Linked DNA regions of Homo sapiens: region 2 is linked to region 1. Evidence: chromatin loops called from intact Hi-C (ENCODE). Cell type or tissue: heart left ventricle. All regions are shown on one strand.

Region 1 (8,000 bases):
CTGTTGAAAGTCTTTGTTATCAATAAACACCTGTATAATCAAAAGATCTCCTTTCTCTCTGTTCTAACTTACCAATAATGTAAGTGTTATAAACATATTTTAAAACTGAGAAAAACCTAGGAAAGTTAATCTTTGAGATCTTTTAATAGTCAATAAAAATGTAATCTGATGTTAAAAAATTTCTAATGGAGATAATTATGACATGTCATTTTAATACCCTGCTGAGGTAATGTTTTAGTTATTTTAACTTTATGGGAGGCAATTATGCTACCTTTTTATTAGTATCAACAATTGGCTTTCAGATTTTATAGTCATTATCAAACATACACTTGCATCAAACCACTTCTGGTCAATTTCAATCCCTAATGAACTTTGCTTCTTTTAAGCACTATTCAAAACCACAATGAAATCTTTCATGTAATTCAGATCTGAAGAACAGATTTTCAAAATGACTCAAGTGCTGATAAGACTGTTTTACACCATGAGAGAACTTTAACTCTATCTAACTTCACCACTGCACCCACTCTACTAACAAACGTATGAACATTTCCTCCTTAAAGAAAACAGGCCTGACACAGAGCAGCTCTTTGTGTTTCTGATGTATATGAAAACATCCCAAAGCCTTTAAAAAAAAGTTTGTTTTACCTCCACTCCATACACTCATCCCAATTTTGGAGATAATTTAAACTAAGCAATTTGCTCCATGAATGATAAGCACAGTATGCTTTTCTAAAACATGAAAGAGAAACCTATGATTTCTGTGAAAAACATCACTTTAAATCATCTACATTACCAATAAATGTCTCGTACTTTAATGTACTTATTGACCACAAATTAGAGAGAATATTTGTATTTTTTTGGTAATTTTTCTGTTCTACAGTTGAAAATGAGATTTTAGTCTTCTCTTTATTACCCTTTAAACTAGACAAAATAATTGAGTATTTTGATTATTAAATCTTACAAAATGACAATTCAATATGAAGGTCTTGAAGTAAAATATATTCTTAAGAAGCAAAAGAAAACATGACTATTTAAAATGCCTGATGAATTCAGGTCCAAGAGAGGTCAGATGACTTGTCCTGTGTATATCCACCCGAGGTGAGAGAGTGTGTGAAGTCAGCCGAATAACATTTCTATAAGGGAACTCATTCCCATTGATTCATTTTAAGAGTCTACCTAGAACATACCCAATTAGCTGTGGTGAAAAACAAATCCTTATGTTCCATAACTTACCATTTTAGTGAAGGAAGCTACTTAATACAACCACCTTAAATTAAACTTTCATTTCAACTAAGAATTGAATGGCCAACACCGTGGATATTCCTTGTTTATGGGTTAGATACAGTTTAAAGTTTAACTTTACAGCATATATTTTTATTTTCACATTCATTGCTCATTAACTACTAGAATATCTAATCTAAAATCAAATGGTAACCTATAATTTATAATTTCCAGGGATGTCTCTTTGGTGCCGTTAAAAATGGCTTTATGTTAGCAAACTGATGGGACAAGCAGCTCAATCATTTTCACGCTGTATTTTCTAACTTGCGTGCATTTCCTACTATTTGCAGTTATTTCAAAGTATAATACAAAACCTAAGAGACAAATTGTATGCAAATATGTGATGTCGCTAAAACACAATTTTATACCAGCACACATAAGGGTGATAACTATTAACATTTTTTATTCAGAGTGCTTCTGGGGAGATTATTTGTTATTTAAAATTAGACTTCTGAATTCTACCTTTAAAAAGAAAACCAGCATTACTTCTAGGATATAGCCTAGGGTTCTGCATTTTAGCAGTCTCCCCCTAGTGAGTCTGTTGCAAAGTGTGGTCAAAGTACCACACTTAGAGAAACTATGCCCCAGAGTCCCATTGCATTTGGTATTTAGGACATGAAGTGAGGCAATGCAAATTTGTATTCATTATTCTAGTAGAAGCTAATGAAGTTCCTTGTTTTGAAGAATACTTTTTCATTTTTTCCGAGAAGTTCCCTTGACAAAATTGAGGAATTACAATCGATTTGTTCTGATTATCATTACCACACGAAACAGAAACCTCTTTGTGGCTGTTTCTTGACAGTCAAGGCACAAGACACTAAAACTTCTGTACACACATAACTGGTTCCAAAGGGATGCTGATCACCAGCAGTGCACAAGTTCATGGAAGTACACCCAGCAGTGAATACCCAGTAGCTTTCTCTCAGCCTCTAAGACAAGAGAAGAGGTAAACAGAACCACCTCCTTCTCCCTCACCAAAGGACGTTTTGATAACATTGACTAGCTATCTCTGTTTTTATCTCAGATGAAAGGATAAATCTCCTCTTTCCTTACAATTCTAGTTATTTACATCTTTAACAGCCAGAGTAGTCTCTTGGTGAGTCAAGAAACCAAGAAGTTACTTACAAAGACTGCAAAGCACTCAGCCCTCGAATGGCTTCACTGGGTACTGTTTTCAACTGATTATTCTGGAGCGTTCTGAAAGAAAATTTTTGGTTAGTGAGTAACAAGTGATAGTTACCATTTTTTCTTAGAAAAATTCAGAGCCTTTTTTTTTTTTTTTTCAAAAAATATTTCCAATGGGAAAATGGGGGGGAGGTGGAGGTGGAAAGCATCTAAGACAAGAGAATTGCAAAACTTCAAGAAGCACTTGTTGTAAAGCCAGAAAGGAAATCTATACTGCTATCCCAAGCCATGCCCTAATACAGACTTGCTGGGTAATCCATGTTTCCAAGGGTGGTTTTGTTTCTGGTAATTAAGGCACACTAGTTAATGTTCATCACCCTGGGTGCTATTAGTTAATGTTAATTAGGAGCTATAACAAGTTAACTGGGAGGTATAATAAGCAAATCCGTTGGAATTCCTAATGCCTTTTCAAATTGGAATAAAGCAGAGCCCGGAAACATGGACATTAGGTAAAGCCAATTTTTTCAAGCGGATGGCAGATCCCAAGCTCTTAAGGAACAGCAGGCATGTCCTCAATGCATGTGGGGCCAGAAGAGAAATAGAGCTTTGATCATCTACTAGTTAGGGCCTGCCAAATAGATGCATAGATCCATACTGAAAATGAAATTCTTTTGATTTTTTTGCCTGAAGCCATTCCTGTCACATTAATAAAATGACTGCCTGACGTGAGTCATAACCACAGAATAGAAGAGATAAAGGTCCCACCTAGCTCACTGAACCAGAGAGGTCTAATGACCTTCTGAAGGTCATCCAGCATGGTAGTGGCAGAAGTGGGGGCAGTCAGTTCACCTGTTTCCTAATCTGCCATACTCCAGGCTCCTGACCACTGCCAAGAATTTATTTCCTCACCATTCGCTGGCTATACAAATTGTAGGCATCTGAATTCCCTTGAGCTCTAAAATTATTTTAACATTTGGAGCACTTGTAAGCCTTTTTCCCTTTTAGAGTCAGGTAATTCAAAGTTCTTATAGCTATAAAATAAGTAGAAACAAAACCCTACCAGTAAAACTGAAGTAAGGGTTTGCTCCAATGCATTAGGCACCCAAAAAGCCTAACATTCAACCGTAATATACTGGAGGTCAGAATACGTATTATTTAGAGTTTTAACTTTTGTTAATCTAGATGCAGGGTTGCCTAAATCAAACTCTGGCCTCTCATACTACTCACTGGCCACTCCTTAAATCTTTTAATCCTGAACTAAAAGAAACTGTGCTTAACCTAGTTCCAAGCATGTTGACTACGCAGAAAGAAAATACACAGCCAGCTGTGAAACTCTAAAATTGCATTACTTACAGAACTTTGAGTTCTTTCAACCCAGACAAGGCCTTTGGGTGGATAAAAGAAAGGTCGTTGCCCGCCAATTGTCTAGAGAAAAAAAAAAAAAAAGTAGCAAGAAAAAAATAGTAATTCAGACTTAAAATTCAGAACTTACAAAAACCTAATCTGTGATTAAAACTCTATGTTAAACATTTCTCAAGTCTATCTGACATTAAACGTGGACTTAAACCCTTGCTAAAATGATCCTGTGAATCTTCCAATGAGATAAATGTCTCTAGAATTTTTTTTTAAGTCCCAATACAATAATTTAAGCAGGCACATTTTTATTCTGGTGAGGTCAAGCAAGCCAAAACACATTAAACCAAATTAAGTTTGCTATTCATGGTCACTCTGCAGCTTGCAGTGTTTTCTAAGGGCCTCATAAATACAAGACTACTGGTCAGCAGGCAAGAGTGTTTATACAGATTAGAGCAAACCAGTCTGTCAAGGAAGAATGCTTTTGGGAGGAAAGTCAGCCTGTTATCTCTGCATAACCAAGGGCAGCATATCCAGTGCAAAAGAGAGGCAAAAAGTGTGAGTCATTGAAAGCATAACTTTCCAAACAATGGCCTATATATTTTTTTCTGAAGTAAAGAGGTTTTCCTAAAGAAATTTTGACATGACAAATTCAAGTGGAGATAAAAGTAGAATAAGGAAAGGATAAGAATTCTTTGGATCCTTTTGTAAGAAATCTGAGCACCCAATTCATACTGAGCCCTACTTTTCCTCCTATTTCCCTGGGCATAGAGAAATAGAAGAAAAACTTGAACAGAGGATATTAGGGAGAAGAATCAGGATGCAGGGCAGTGATTCACATAAGTTAACTTGTAGACAGGTGAAGTGAAGGAAGGTTTTCAAATGTGTACTCAAAAATGATGATTGTGTGTTCATATGATCAAACACAGGACTCTCCTGGGTCCTGGTTCTGTCAGGGATACTCTCCTAAACAGCTAGATTCTGTAACTATGTATATATATATTTTAATGCTCTCTTCTACACATGTCTCAGGACCACATAGTCACCAAGTCCTCCTTTAAAATTCCTCTGTTAAAATTTATAATTAAATTTTTTAATTTAAAAAATATATAAAACTTAACATTTATAATCCCTCCTTTAAAAGGTATGTATTTCCACTATTCTTCCTATTCCCTCCCTAAAAACTCTGCATCCCTAAGCCTTATTCATTAATTCATTCATTAATTTAAAAATGAGTACCTACTAAGTGCCAGACACACAACATCTTTAGGTTCCCCCACTTCTAATCTGTTCTACTTGTATATCCTGATTTTAGGGATACAAGAAAGACACTTTACCAGCCTTAAAATGTGAAGTCACTGTGGCCTGAAGCTCTACTTTTAGATGCATTATTTTCTCTTGAAGTGGTGTTCCAGTTACTAATAAAATGCAAATTGCCCTGGGAAGTGTAATCCTTACCTAGCATTAACACAGAGGCGATTGCACTGAAGATTGGGGGGGGGGGGGGGCGCGGGAAGGGGACAGAAAAGCAAACAGCCAAAAGACCCAGAAACCAAAGGGGTAAGTATGAAGAATTATTTCTTCAATGGCAAGAATAACAATGCCGGATTCTCAGGCGATACCACCAAGTAGCACAGTTCATGCTCCTAAACTAAATTCTTCCTAAAAAGTCCTCCCACCATACACTTTGTTTCTTACAAGGCATCCAAGTACCTAAATTCTACACTGCATTGCCTTTCAAGGTTTCCCCATAACCCAGGCTCACAACAGCTTGCTTTGTGCTGTCAGCCTTGTAGCCTTCACCTCCCAGGGCTCACCAGAAGTAAAACAAGAGACCGAAGAAGATGGTTTTAAGGCCTCTTCAGTTGCTTCCATTTTAAAATATTTCTCTTTAGCAAATCCTCTTGGTTCTAGACTAGCCAGCTTTATCACTACATTTTTTACTTACTTATTTATTTTATTTATTTATTTTTTGAGACGGAGTCTCACTCTGTCGCCCAGGCTGGAGTGCAGTGGTGCAATCTCAGCTCACTGCAATCTCTGCCTCCTGGATTCAAGCAATTCTCCTACCTCAGCCTCCAGAGTAGCTGGGATTACAAACGCCCACCACCACGCCCAGCTAATTTTTGTATTTTTAGTAGAGACGGGGTTTCACCATGTTGGCCAGGCTGGTTTCGAATTCCTGACCTCAAATGATCCGCCTGCCTTGGCCTCCCAAAGCACTACATCTTTTAAATGTTTCACCTAGCAACCTCATTTGTACCCCCTTAAACACCCAACTGCAATGCTGCTCCTCTTGAAAGCTTCAGTTCTTATAAATGTGCCCTATGCTTGAACACTCGGAGCTCATAAACTTGGGTCACAAGCTACCGTCTACTGGTTGTTTCTTGTACATTAGTCTTGTGGGCCAAGTACAAATGCCTTCAAGAACAGGATGTGCATCTCAAACTTCTGTTACCACCCACCAACATGCCAATTCATGAAACAGAAACTGCTTTCTCAGAAGCTCCTCCTTGAAAATGCTCACCATTCCGATGCCATAGCATCCCAAAGTCTACCTTAGTGCAAGCTTGGTACAAGCAATCTCAAAGGGACCCCGGTCTCACCCATTAAATTCAACTGATAATGCTCACAGCTGTAATGCAAAGTGCTTAAAAGGTCACATTTTAAAAGATCAAATTGCACCATAAAAGCCATAAGAGGCAGTAGCCATCTTTCCCCAGGGCCTCAGATAGCCCTGTGACTGCTCTTCCAAGTGTTAAAAAGCTAGAGTCCTCCAAAAAAGAAACACTATAAACAGAGTAAGGCTGTTACAGGATTCTTATTATTCTTTTGTCTCTAATATTAGTTGTGAATGTCCTTGTATCTATGGGCTTTCCTTGAGTTCAGCCTATTGTGCTGGGCTCATAAAAAAAAAAAAGTATTTTATAAAGTAACAAAGTGGCAAAATGCAGAACACCTGATTATCTTAACTTGTCAACAGAAAAGAGTGTTTGACCACATTAGCCAAAATATTTGCTTCCTTTTCCCAAATCTCTGCCCGTTTTATAAACCATGAGAAAACTAAAGTCACCTAACTTCAAAAAGCATTCTCTTTCTCCTCTATTTATCTTTAATATAAATGACAAAATGAGCTCTGCATGAGGCTTATCCTGAAATACAAGCCAACGATCTGGAGAAATAAACACTACTAGTATGTGGTGGACAGTGATAATGCTGTCCAAGAGGACACTCTACTTTGATTACTTAGTTTGTTAGTAGAGTAAACATATCCTGTGGAGCCTTCAGGAATGTATCTACGTAAGTTTACGGAGCTGCTGTGTTAATGAGTAACAAGCACAGCAGCGTGGTAAAAGCTCTGCAGCTCCAGTAATTGCACCCGCCAGAAGCTCTTCACATGTTGCTTATTTTATGAGCTAGTATTTCTTATAGTAAACCTTGGGGATGCTTCATGTCTAAAAGCTCAGATTCAGAAAAGAGCAAAGTAAATAAATAGCAAGGTTAGGAAAAAAATCCCAAATTCTTTGGAAGAAAAAAACTATACGCCTACAGTAGTTGCAGACACTGTGATACTGATAGCTGGTACACAAACATTCTTTCATTTTAATCATCTCAAGACAACTGCCCTGCTTTTCTGAGTCCCTGAGTGGTTAGGTGACTTGGCATAAGTCACACTGCTTGTACATGAAGGAGCCAGCATTCCAGTTCTCTTGCCCGGCTGGCTGAAATACTTATCCACTTCTACCTGTATTGTGATGCCTCTGGTAGTCACCAAAAGATTAGGAAATAATTCACAGAAAAGGTGGGGCAGAGTGGACTTGAGCAAGTTAACAGCCTTGTCTGAGTATCAATAGATGTCACCTAGCAGAATAAAGCTAGTAAGGAGAGACTATGCATTAGGAGCCCAGAACTGCAGTTACGGAGAAGTTCCTAACAGACCTACAGTGCCATCCTTCCCATAGCCAAAGATGACCAGCAAGAGGGGCTGAGAATGGGATTCCCTGAGTGCCCAAAGGTAGGGCATGCCCTAAACTCAGTGAGACTTAGTTAAGGATACATACCATTCTCTGTTGTTTGTTTTTTATTATTATTTTTTTTATTTTTTTAGGCAACTCCGGAGGAAAAAGAGGTGGCTGATCCTGAGCAGGAATTTGGCCCTCTATTAGCAAAGACCAGCCACTTCCCATTCCATGCCTGGGTTTGCACTTCTGTGCTATAGCCAACAGTTTTCGTAGCTTCTC
Region 2 (8,000 bases), 50 kb before region 1:
TTCTGCAAAACAACATGCCAAGATCAACCTTAAAAAGTTTATAAAAACCAAAATCCAGAAAATATCTTCCTCAACTCTAAGGACTCCATATACAAATGCAAAAATTGCTATTTGTCAATAATCACATTAAGTGTTGAGTTATTGACTGAGCAGTAAAAAACAATTTCTGATTTTTAAATTAAATAGCTCCAGATAAAAGCATGTTATTTTCCACATACGCTATCTTTGTATTCTGCACAGAGTTCCAAGGCAAAGATTGCTCCTGGCTTTATGAATTACCAGAGATGATGACTTGTGTGGCTGACTTATCACAGGTCTTTTACTCTTCCTTCCTGATAGATCCTTAGCTTCTTTGGGAGGTGGCATATGAATTGGTTTCCACGGAATTGGATTATAAAAGGCTGGTTCTGGATAGGAATTTCCACTGTAAAAACCTAAAATTATTGAAAAATCAGATCAAAACAAGGAAAAACTTTCTTGACATCAAAGAAGCCACTTAAAACTTCTAGAAAAATGTTAAAATGTCAAATGGACAAATTATCACTAATAAGCCAATGTGACTTATTTGAAACTTAAACTCCTTGATATTTTCAAATAAGTAACACTTTCCAAATACAGTAAATATTTAGTTAAAATTAAAGCATAAATGATAATTCTAAGAATCCAAATAACATTAGTGTTAAAACCTATGTAAATCAAACTCCTATAAAATTTTTACTAAGAAATTAATTTTATGATCCTTAAATTCAACAAAACTTTCATTTTCTTAACTCAGTCTGGGAAACTACTGATTGTGTACTAGCTTCCTCTTGTCAGATACTGAAGTTTACAGAAAAACATTTATTTTTCATATGAAGTTATAGTAAATCAAGGTTCTTGTTTAGAATCACAGAAATTCTGAATCAGTGTCAATAAGATTTCACAATATCACTGTAATTGTGATTATGAGTTACGGAGCATTCTTTTGCTAATGTATATGAAGTGTTTAAAGTATTGTGATGTCTGCCATCTAATAAACACATTTGAAGGAAGAACATTTTACATATCATCTCCAAATCCTTCAGTCACTACTGACACAAAAATTCCTTTATTTCATAATTTATAAAAATGATATGAGCATAAAGAATAAAGAAACTTAAGTACAGCATTTGCAGACAAATATGCTGTTTGTTAGAATTAAACTCATTAAAAATGCAAAAAATTAATAAAACAATCCATTATTTTAGCAGTTAACTTCTAGTCAATATGTTTAGTATTCCCACCTAAACTTTTAACTTTACTACCCAATTACTGGGTTAAAGCCACTGCTTATTACTCTTTTTTTCAAGCAAGAAACAAAAAGAAGGAGCGGGACATGCTCAGTAGCTAAAACAGATGACCTTCGTGACATATGAGAGAGGCCTAATCCTGACAGCAGGAATGTGTCTTTCAGACACTGGCAACCCACTTGGCATAGATATGCCAACACTCACTTCACCAAGATGGTCAAAACAAAGTCTGGAATATGTTCTATTGTGTGAACAAAACAGAATGGGAGTATTTTAATAATAAATCACTTAAACAAGTGAAGGCAGCTGTCAGCAAGGTATGAGCTTCCAACATGAAGCACAAAGAAAAACATGCACTACCCTTTATAATCAGACCAAGACTAAAGGCCAATCGGTTTTGTGTCTGGTTCATGTGCTGTCTAGTATTCTACCTCACACAAAGAATGTGCCAAGGACATGGGAAGCTCTGCCTTAGAGAGGGTTAGAAGGAGAGGAGGCAAAACGACCCCTTAAAATATATCCTGATTAAGGCTTTATCACTGAAAAAATGTAAGAGAACATTATTCATTTCTTAATGTTACAAATCACTACTTTAAAGAATAAGTTTGCAGTTTTGTAACTACTGCTTTTAAGAAATACAAATGTGGAGAATGACAGTACATTTGTAGCATCTCCATAGGAACATGACATGTTTATAATATAATCTTCTGGAAAATAGTAATTTGAAAGAAAAATAATTTTTACACATTTCTATTTCTGTCAAAAGGAGTATAATATTTGCTTCTGCAAACCATATTTATGTAAGCCACACAACATAAAAACCAACCTGTAAGTTTTCCATTGGCATAACCATAGCTCTTTGCAGCTGGACGAGGTTTATGTTTCGCATTTTCCAACCATTCTTGAAACTTTTTTTCTGCTATTTCCTTTTTCTCCTGTATTTCAGCTTGCTGTTGTTTTTCTTTTTCCTTAAAATGACAAGACCAAAATATTTCCAGGGATATTCTGTAACTATACATTCCATTCAAATTCTACTGATTTTTTTTTCTCCAGTAGCTTCCTACCCCAATGGCTTACTGGCCATAATACTGAATCATATTTTTATAATATGAGTAGAATATTGAACATGATCATGGACATACATTAAGGTGTCTGGCTCTGAAAAACAATAAGACATCAAACCCACAAAGAAAAAAGTATTTGCTGTTTTCAAAGAATAGTAATTTATAAAATGGCAGTAAGACTTCCCATAAAATGCACTGAAAAATATTTAAAAGGAGTAACAGCAACCAGTTTTAAACCTGACTGAAAAAATATCAACAGGCTTACTATTTCTCAACTTAAGAAAACTACAAATGCATATTCATTTTTGAAGTTTAAACACAGCGTAACAGGATAGCTTCTTGTGTTTATTTTATGCTAAGATAGTGCCAATTTTCTATTAGATACTTTTTCTAAGATATAGTTGACACATATGAACACCAAAGTTATGTATTCTAACTGGTCACTTTAATAAAAATACCTTTTCTTTCTTCTTCCTCTCACATTCTTCAGCATTTTTTTTCTTTAACCATTCTTGATATTTTTCTTTTGCTTTTTCTTGCAAGTATTCTTTCTCCAGTTCCTTTGCTGCTTTTTCCTCCATTTCTTTATTAATTTTTTGTTCTCTTTCTTTTCTTTTCTTAAATAAAAATAGATAAAGTTTAATTGTAATACCAGTAATTATACTCATCTAAGGAAAGACTGCTGCATTCAGCAATTTTCTAAACTTCAATTATTTTTAAAAATAGACATGATATCATGGCAGTTGGCACAACATGGTTTATGAAAATATATAACATACCTGCAATTAACAGTACAATGTCAGTCTACCTGCTGGGCTATAAGTTTCATGAGGTCAGTGACAAAGATCTTGCTCACCAATGTCCACTCAGAGCCTGGGGCAGTACTGAGTGAAAAGCAGGTGTTTGATATGGTTTGGCTGTGTCTCCACCCAAATATCATCTTTGAGGGACCTGGTGGGAGGTAACTGGATCATAGGGGCAATTCTTTCCCATGCTGTTCTCATGATGGTGAATAAGTCTTGCAAGATCTGATGGTTTTTTAAAAAAGGAGTTCCCCTGCACAAGCTCTCTCTCTTTGCCTGCTGCCATCCATGTAAGACGTGACTTGCTCCTCCTTGCCTTCTGCCATGATTATTAGGCTTCCCCAGCCACATGGAAGTGTAAGTCCAATTAAACTTCTTTCTTTTGTAAATTTCCCAGTCTCAGGTATGTCTTTATTAGCAGCATGAAAACAGACTAATACAGTGTTCAATCAAAATTTGTTGAATAAATGATAGTGAGTAAAAATTACAATCTGTTAGATTGTCTGAATCTTAGTATTTTTTAATGGATGCTTACTCTCATTCTAAAACAGGGGCTATATATATATATATATATATATATACACACACACACACATTTATATATAAATATATGTATATATATGTATATGTAAATATATATGTATATATATTTTTATATATACACACACACATATTTCCAGGACAGTTTGTCAATATTAATATTTGCATAAATCTTTGCCATCAGTGAATTAAGAGAGGAGAAGTGAATAATGCTCATTAAACACTGTATGTAAGGGCACATCCAGGCAAATCTCTGGCTATATAATTCTTCCATAGAACAAAGGGTGGCAAACTAAGCACTGACAATCACATCTGATCTACCATCACCTGTATTTGTAAATGAAGTTTTATAGGAATGTGGCCACACTCATTTGTTTACATATTTATTGTTTATAGTTGCTTTTGCACTACGACAGCAAAGCTGAATGGCTGCAACGGAGACTGCATGACCCCAAAAGTTTAAAATATTCATTAACTGGCCCTTTATAGAAAAAAAAATATTGATCCTTGACACAGACTATAACTCAATATTTTTTCCTCCTTATTTAAATGATAATCTACCAACACAGCTAAATTCTAAATAACCAATGACATAGCCAGTCTTCTTTATCAAAGGTTTGGAAACAAATCTGGAAGGCATAAAAAGTATATGCAATACAAATGCCATACATATCACCCAGGCAAATAATTATGAGCCAAGAAAAGAAATTCTTCCCTTGAAAGCAGCTTATAGAATACATTAATATAAGCAATTCAATGAAGACTCAACCAACAAACATCAGTTATAGACAAGATATGTCCAGGGCTGTGCAGGAAAGACAGGTCTTAAAAATCAAAGCTCAGGATGGGCATGGTCGTTCATGCCTGTAATCCCAGCACTTTGCGGGGCCAAGGCAGGTGGATCACCTGAGGTCAGGAGTTCGAGACCAGGCTGGCCAACGTGGTGAAACCCCGTCTCTACTAAAAATACAAAAAATTAGTTGGGCGTGGTGGCATACGCCTGTAATCCCAACTACTTGGGAGGCTGAGGCAGGAGAATTGCTTGAACCCAGGAGGCGGAGGTTGCAGTTAGCCGAGATCGTGCCATTGAACTCCAGCCTGGGAGACAGAGCAAGACTCCGTCTCAAAAAAAAAAAAAAAAATCAAAGCTCAAGTAATTCCCCAAGTTGTATCAAAGTTGCTGTATTTCCTTCTTGCTGGGCAGCCAATAGCTGTGAAACAGAATCTTTTCATGCTGAGAACTCAATAGCCATTGGAACAATACTGGATTTTAACTACTTCAAACTGTCAGAAGATCTACAAATTGAAAAGGACCTTGGAGTACATCTTGCTTAATCTCCATGTGACTCATGACTGTCCTCCACAACTTTACCTATAAGAAATCAACCAGTTCTTACATTGTTTTTAATTATAGCAGCTGACATTTATTGAGTGCTAACTATGCCTGTTACCATTCTACATACTTTATTTGTACACACTCTCAATTCTTATAATCATGATGTGAGGTAGATACCATTATTATCCCATTTTACAAAGGAGGAAACTAAGGCACATGGAGGCTAATTTGCCTAAGGTCATAGAGACGGTGAGTGACAGATCACACAGACATCATACAGAAATCAAAATGGGAGAATGTTAAAACCAATTTTATGCCAATAAATTCAATATTTTAAATGAAATGTCAAAATTCCTTAAAATATGCCACTTCCCAAAATGAATTCGAGAAAAAGTAGTGTCTGAATAATCCTCTACTTATAAAAACAATTCAAAATTAAAAACTTTCCTACAAAAACTCCAGTCACTGAAAGCTTCACTAGTTGATTCCATTACAGTTAAAGATACTCCATATTTTAATAACATAAAATATTATTGTGGCATATCTTAATAGTATCAAACCTTAAAAAAATGATTTTAGAACACAGAGAAAAAGTAAACATATCAAAGCTCATTTTAAGAGTCCAGCATTATTCTGACATCAAAACCAGGCATGGAAATTACAAGGTGATATCAGAAACGTTCCATATGAGTGTGGCTGGGAAAAAAACATATATATGTTATAAACATATGTATATGTTATAAACACATGCATGCTGCATGTTATAAACACATGCATGCTGCATGTTACAAACATGTATGCTATATATTATAAACATGTGTGTTACATATATGCTATAACATGTTACTTGTGTTATACGCATTGTTACATGTTATAAACATGTGTACATTACATATATGCTATAAACCTGTGTTGTACATACGTGTAAATATATAAAATATATATTATATATCAGGAACAAGGCAAGATAACTGCCCTCATCAGCAAAAACATGAAATACTGAGAAATATATTTAACAAAATACTGCTATACATTGAAAACTAAAAAACACTGCTAAGAGAAATTAAAGAAGACATAAATAACTGGAAAGAAAAACCATGTTTATAGATTTAAAATTTGATATTATTAAGATAGGAATTTTCTCCAAAATGATCTATGTGTTTATATTTAGCAGAATCCCAATAGTGCCAAGCACTATTAGGACAGGCATTATTAGGGAAATTGATAAGATGATTCTAAACTGTATATGGAAAGATGCAGGGCAACTAAAACAAGTTTGAAAAAGAATTGAAGACCTGGAGGATTTACACTATCTGATTTCAAGAATAATAAAATTCAGAACTATAAAACTATACTAACAAGTTAGTGTGGTACTGCACAGGATATAAATCAATAGAATAGACTAGAATCCAGAAACAGACCTATAAATATGTGGTCAATTGATTTTAAACAAAGGTGCCAAAGGTAGTTTAATAGGGAAAAGATTATCTTGTCAATATTGTTAGGACAATTGGATATCCACATGCAAACAAATGAATCTTGACCGTTAATGCATACTATACATTAAAATTAAACTCAAATAGACATACAGGTAAAGCTAAAGCTATAAAGCTTCTGGAAGAAAACAGTGGAGAGTATTTTTACCCTCTTGTGGTGGGCAAACATTTTTTTTTAATTTTATTATTATTATATTTTAAGTTTTAGGGTACATGTGCACAACGTGCAGGTTTGTTACATATGTATACATGTGCCATGTTGGTGTGCTGCACCCATTAACTCTTCATTTAGCATTAGGTATATATCCTAATGCTATCCCTCACCACTCCACCCACCCCACAACAGGCCCCGGTGTGTGATGTTCCCCTTCCTGTGTCCATGTGTTCTCATTGTTCAGTTCCCACCTATGAGTGAGAACATGCGATGTTTGGTTTTTTGTCCTTGCGACAGTTTGCTGAGAATGATGGTTTCCAGCTTCATCCATGTCCCTACAAAGGACATGAACTCATCATTTTTTATGGCTGCATAGTATTCCATGGTGTATATGTGCCACATTTTCTTAATCCAGTCTATCATTGTTGGACATTTGGGTTGGTTCCAAGTCTTTGCTATTGTGAATAGTGCCGCAATAAACATACACATGCATGTGTCTTTATAGCAGCATGATTTATAATCCTTTGGGTATATACCCAGTAATGGGATGGCTGGGTCAAATGGTATTTCTGGTTCTAGATCCCTGAGGAATTGCCACACTGACTTCCACAATGGTTGAACTAGTTTACAGTCCCACCAACAGTGTAAAAGTGTTCCTATTTCTCCACATCCTCTCCAGCACCTGTTGTTTCCTGACTTTTTAATGATTGCCATTCTAACTGGTGTGAGATGGTATCTCATTGTGGTTTTGATTTGCATTTCTCTGATGGCCATTTCTTAAATAGAATACAAAAACTACCAACAATTAAAAAAACTGAAATATGGAAATTCATCAAAATTTAAAACTTCTCTTTAAAAAATACCATTAATCAGTGCTTCTTCTTGTTAGTGAAAAAAAAAATACCATTAAGAAAAATTAAATGGGGATTTCATGACCAGCCTGGCCAACATGGTGAAACCCCATCTCTACTAAAAATACAAAAATTAGCCAGGTGTGGTGGTATACTCCTATAATCCCAGCTCCTCAGGAGGCTGAGGCACGAGAATTGCTTGAGCCCGGGAGGCAGAGGTGCGGTGAGCCAAGATCATGCCACTGCACTCCAGCCTGGTCAACAGAGTGAGACTCTGACTCAAAAAAAAAGAGACAGAAGAGAGGGAAACAGGAGGGGAGGGAGGGGAGGGGAGGAAGGAAGGGAGGGAAGACAGAGGAAAGAAGGAAGGAAGGAAGGAAGGAAGGAAGGAAGGAAGGAAAAAAGGAAAAGTTAAATGGGAAGAAATATTTGCAATACATATATCTGAGAAGAGACTTATAGTCTGAATATACAAATTCTCATATCTT

Evidence for each region. Hi-C counts contacts between places; a loop is a spot of excess contacts. Peaks named below come from ENCODE experiments on the same cell type or tissue, not always from the same donor. Only the 100,000 strongest peaks of a DNase experiment are listed, where the experiment ranks them.
Region 2: a loop joins it to region 1, with 6 times the contacts of the local background. A loop is called at or near these places in 4 of 110 quality-filtered maps.

The regions. Positions count from the first base shown.
Region 1 is chr11:27,388,688-27,396,687 of GRCh38, forward strand. LGR4 (leucine rich repeat containing G protein-coupled receptor 4) reads right to left here. Exons shown (of 18, transcript NM_018490.5): 3 at 3,760-3,831; 4 at 2,407-2,478. Among named protein-coding and RNA genes, the nearest start is that of CCDC34, 29 kb to the left of the region's middle. In heart left ventricle, no CTCF peak of the experiment used is centred here; no DNase peak of the experiment used is centred here; H3K27ac peaks cover 583 bases.
Region 2 is chr11:27,338,602-27,346,601 of GRCh38, forward strand. It overlaps CCDC34 (coiled-coil domain containing 34), which reads right to left. Exons shown (of 6, transcript NM_030771.2): 4 at 2,791-2,949; 5 at 2,095-2,236; 6 at 1-434. The coding sequence ends at 220. Among named protein-coding and RNA genes, the nearest start is that of CCDC34, 21 kb to the right of the region's middle. In heart left ventricle, no CTCF peak of the experiment used is centred here; no DNase peak of the experiment used is centred here.